2 separate regions of the Homo sapiens genome follow, and region 1 is linked to region 2. The links are chromatin loops, found by intact Hi-C in ENCODE. Cell type or tissue: PC-3. All regions are shown on one strand.

Region 1 (2,500 bases), 88 kb after region 2:
CTCAAGTCTGATGGAAGCCTATGAATGCTTACTATGCAACTTCACACAATCCTTACAACAGCCCTATGATGTAAATATAAAAATTAGAATGGAAAGAAACAGTTGGAGGACGTTCTTACATTGTTACAATCCCCATTTGACTAGTGGTGTGGGATAGCCACAAATGGAAGGACTATCCAAATTATTGCTAAGTCCCTAACTTAGGCATAGAGTTTTTTATAACAGAGATAGGCTTCTGTCCCCAAAGATGCGTGCAATTTAAAATAGATGGGGGCACTATATATATGGAGGATTTCAACAGTATAGACAATTTAATATTGACTTTGTGAATAATATAACTGTGGAAGCACTGTTACTGGAACTCCAGGGATATTCTGTGAAGTTTCAAATGCCCACACCACAATATATAAAGGCATTTGGTAGTAATGACAAAAGGCTTACCCAGAGCATTTCCCCAAGGTAAAAGGAAAAAAGTTGAATTAGAGTAGGGGTGGGTAGCCATGAAGAGACAGGGTAGAGTTTGAGCTCTTGCTCGTCTGGCTGGGAAAATGCTTTACTGTATACATAATCGACTTCGTACTACACTAGGGCTCAATTAGAGAGGGCCCATCCCATTCTGTTTCACTCCGTTTTGATCCTGTAGTCAGCTGCAGAGTTATAGATTAAGTGACAAGGATGGTATCTTGATTGTATCCAGCTGCTTGGAATCAGTCAAGGGCTGAGAGGCCCCGCATGAGGAACAGCGCTCACTATAAAGGCTCCAAAGCAACCTGAAATTCAGGACACCTCTGATGCCTTTTAGAGCAGCATAGTTTAGTATCTGACCCATTGTCACCAAATTAAGTCCCTGAGAGGAGTCTGATAAGTGATTTCAGCCAACAGTAAGAGGACCGAAATCTTAACAGCATTGGACTTGACAACTGAGCCAATAATAGTAATAATGTAATTATTATGGCTGCAAAAGTGGGGCTTGTAAAGAAGAATCCCTAGGGAAAGCGATTTGAACTTTTCTTAGCATGGAGGAGAGAGCTGTGTTGACTCAAAGTAAACAGGGGGAGAAAAGCAACTTCCATCTTCAGCAGAAGTGCCAACTGAATTGGATGCCCCCTCCCCATGCCCTACTCCTTTTCTTTCACTTTGGCATCCCTGGTGTTTAGTTATGTGTGCTTGGGGCCCTTCGGAAATCTCTTTAACCCCATGAATCAGTGATCATGGCATTGGTGTGACTTGAACAGGCAGGTGCTTGGTGCTGAGAAAAGGAAGCTGGCAGCACATTTCATGGCATCTGCCCAGGCCCACAAAACAAACAGAAGTTATGGCTCACATACTGTGTTGCTGCTCTGGGCTCTATAAAACTGTAATAGTATCATATTATTTTAATCTGCTGAAATACAAATCCCAGAGTAGAGAGAACACAGCAGCAGCATTACACGTCTGAGAAAATGTTTGACATGGATTCATTTGTCTGCAGCTATTATGACGATGCCTGCGGTCGATTAGCTCTGTTGGTTACAACACAGTGTTAATGAAGCCAAGGTTGTGGGTTTGAGAGCCCTGTTAGGTGAGCTGGTTTCACACAAATGAAAGCTCTTTTCATGATCCCAGACCACGCCCAAGACCTAGGTCAGACATTCCATAAAAACACGGAGATGGTCACAGTGAGGACTGGGCAAGACAGTGCAGTGTCTCACCAAAAATGCCCCTTTACCTGCTTCTGGAAAAACAAGTCACAACATGTGCTTTAGTGGGGAATTAGGACTGTGGTCTTCACACAGAATGGATATCACGTTATTATTCATGGTAACTGCTGGTCAGTACTGCTGCAGGCTTCCTTCCTGAATTAAGGAATATACTGGCTCTGGTAAATATTTTCTCTGAAGAAAAGAGAAGGATTTTTGGTCCCCTTCATTCTTGGCTTTTTACTCACTGAGATTCTGCCCATTCGTGTGTTAGACAACTGTGTGTGGAATGTTGTTGCATACCAGGCACTGTTCTTTGTGCGTGGAATACCACAGTGTATAAAACAGTCTCTGTCCTCTTTGAGTTTAAATTCTGCAAGAGGAAAATACATAATAAACAATAAATAACCAATATAATGGTGCAAGTGAAAGTTTGGTAAAGAAAAGGATGAGGTTGGAGGGGTGTAGCGAGGAGTGGCTGGTTGCGGGTGCTGTTTGCTTCAGCAAGGAAGGTTCGAGAAGCCCTCTCAAAGTAGTTGACATTTAAACAGGGACCTGACAGATGAGAAGGACCCAAGCCTTTGGAAGAGCTGGAAGAACACTCCAGCCAGAAGAAACAGCAAGTGCAGAGGGCTTGAGGTCTAGTGGTGGCTGAAGAACAGAAGGGCCACTGGAGAGTGAGGGGACATGGTGAGAGAAGAGGTGAAGAGTGGATGGGCCCTCTGTGACATGTGAAGGAGTTCGGATATTATTCTCAGTGCAGTAGGAAGCCATTTTGTTTTGTTTTGAGGGCGGGACCTTTCTTTAAATATTTTGGGAGC
Region 2 (2,500 bases):
GGAGGACTGGTCACATACCTTTTAGAAATAGCTGTTCACATCCTGCAGAAAGGAGAATGAGTTCTGATATCTGATTTTCATGGTGCCCTCTGCCTCTTCACTTTTCCTCTTCTCCCCATTTTGCTGCCTCTGCCTCCCTTCCCCCATTTCTTTCTAGCCAGCTCCATCCCCTATTGGAAATCCCGCTGGAAAGGGGAGACGAGCTTCATCTCCCACATGATTTGGGCCAGGGGCTAAAGCACTCCCATAAATCTGCAGCTCATTTTAATGCCACGTTAAAACAGTGTGAGCGGCTGGTTTCCGTGGCCCCTGCCCTTTTCTTTATGGGCTTCTTTGGCTCTTCTTTATAAAGAGGCCCTGTGGAGTCATTTTAAAGTCCTTATCAGTTTGCTGACAGCTATATGGGCCTTTCTGCTGAGTCCAGGAGCTCAGGCAGGCGTGTGAAACTTCTGATATTAAAATTGAAGAAAAATGCCAGGCAGAAGGGATTGGGTGGTGGGGCAGTGGTGCAGAGGTGAAAGACTAGCAAGATAATTAACCTTTGCAGGTCCGGAACCTCGCCGTTGGCCACTGGTAGGGGCAGGGCAGGAAGGGTTAGGCAAAAGAGGGTTTTCCAAGGGCTTTTATTTTTATCCCAAGATTAGAAATGCCATTCCACTGGCAGTTTGTGCTTTCACGCTTCAGCAAGTGAGTTGGGCAACTTGAAGGGTTAGGGTGGCCAGGTTTGCAATGAATTTTTTCCTAAAGGCAGTCTGACTGGCTGGACCTCTGCTTGCGTGTCTTTGCCAGCTCCAGCCTGCTGTCTCTGCCTCCGCAGCATCACTGTTATCGAATTTAAAGGGACTTTCATCAGTCTGCTTTGCTGACCCTTTTAGAACAGACTGTTAACCCTCAATAATCCTCCCAGAGAGTTTCATGGAAACACCAGGCCCTCCATAAATGTCAGCCTGCGATGCTTGGCCCTTTTTACCCTCTCTGTTATAGAGAAGTAGACTAGAGGCTGCTCCTGCCTCTATCCTACCACTTTTCTTTCTTTCTTTGCTGGAAAACTGCAGCAGACAGCTGAGGGGAAGGAAAAACCATTACCTGGATCAAGGCCAGTGGTTTGATGGGAGCTTCAAAATCTTTGGCATCTCCTGCCCAGAATGTTTTTCCAGGCATTTTAAAAAGAGCATCCTTACTCTCCTTCTCCTTTAAACCTTCCAACTTTGACTTCCAAAGGGGGATGGATGGGTAGAATAAGCCCTTAGAATGTACTTTATATCTTCCTGCTCTTCTTCTAACTAAAGCTTTTAGGAAGAGGTTAGTAGTGATAAGCAAAATCCAATGGGCATATATATTTCTAACTACTCTGTATACAGCTTTTTGGCACAAACATGTTATTTTTCCTTTTTCAAGTGGACATGAGCAGTTTTGCAAGTGTGTTCCATTTAAAATAGTCATTTAACTTGAGGTTGAGGCAAAAGCAAGAATTTTTATAGTAAGTTAGTCAAACATATATAGCTGTTGATCTTGGATTGTCATTGAACAAATAATAAAATATACTGATTCATTTTATTACTCGTGTAGCTGTTGTGGGGAAGAGTACAGTCATCCCTCAGTATCTGTGGGGGATTGGTTCCAGGACCTCCTGCAGATACCAGAACTCAAGGATGCTCAAGTCTCTGCTACAAAATGGCATAGTATTTGCATATGACCTATGTATATCCTCCCTTATACTTTAAATTACCCCTAGATTAATTATACTTCCTAATACAATGTAAATGCTGTGCAGATAGTTATTATACTGTATTGTTTAGGGAATAAGTGAAAGGAAGAAAATTTTATGTATGTTCAGTACAGGCACAGTTTTTTTTCCGAATATTTTTGATCTGTGATTGGTTGAATCCATGGATGTGGAACCACAGATACAGAACCGCAAATACAAGGGACCAACTGTAATTGTACAAAAACCAAATGAGCAGCAAAACAAAGCAAAATGCCCCAAACTCCAAAGTGGTAGAATCACTTTTCCATACTTTTCTGATGACTAAGTTGATATCATCTAATTAGTTAAGTTTAATTTAGGACAGTGAACTGGGTGTTATTGCTTATACTATACTCTTAACAAACTAAACAACTTTTAAGTATGTTGAAAGTTGTCAGTAAATTTATGATCATGAACAATCTTCATTACATAGCCTTTTGAAGGTGGCGGGTAAAATGGTCACACTTTCCTCCTTGGGCATTTGTTGGAGAATAGTCTCTAAAGTTAACCATCGGTTTAATCCCTTGTCATGAATCCCCAATATGGGATATTGCTTTAGGAAATAGCCTCCCTAATAAAAGTGTTAAATGTTAATTTGCAGCCTATGTAAGAAATCTCTGATTACTTGGGGCTGGTTTCCCACAGGGTGGGACTATTTGACAAATATTTCTGAGAAATAATGATCATTACAGGAAGCGAAGTGCAGGTTTATGAATTCATGCCGTACCTACTTAGACAAATATCTAGGTTTAC

The links. Hi-C counts contacts between places; a loop is a spot of excess contacts. Peaks named below come from ENCODE experiments on the same cell type or tissue, not always from the same donor. Only the 100,000 strongest peaks of a DNase experiment are listed, where the experiment ranks them.
Region 1: it touches region 2 in a loop (4-fold over the local background); 5 of 110 quality-filtered maps call a loop at or near these places.

Annotation. Positions count from the first base shown.
Region 1 is chr11:44,227,914-44,230,413 of GRCh38, forward strand. The region is part of intron 10 of EXT2 (exostosin glycosyltransferase 2); the gene reads left to right. Among named protein-coding and RNA genes, the nearest start is that of ALX4, 81 kb to the right of the region's middle. In PC-3, no CTCF peak of the experiment used is centred here; no DNase peak of the experiment used is centred here.
Region 2 is chr11:44,139,461-44,141,960 of GRCh38, forward strand. All of the region lies in intron 7 of EXT2 (exostosin glycosyltransferase 2), which reads left to right. Among named protein-coding and RNA genes, the nearest start is that of EXT2, 45 kb to the left of the region's middle. In PC-3, no CTCF peak of the experiment used is centred here; a DNase peak (open chromatin) is centred at 1,521; H3K4me3 peaks cover 563 bases; H3K27ac peaks cover 1,891 bases.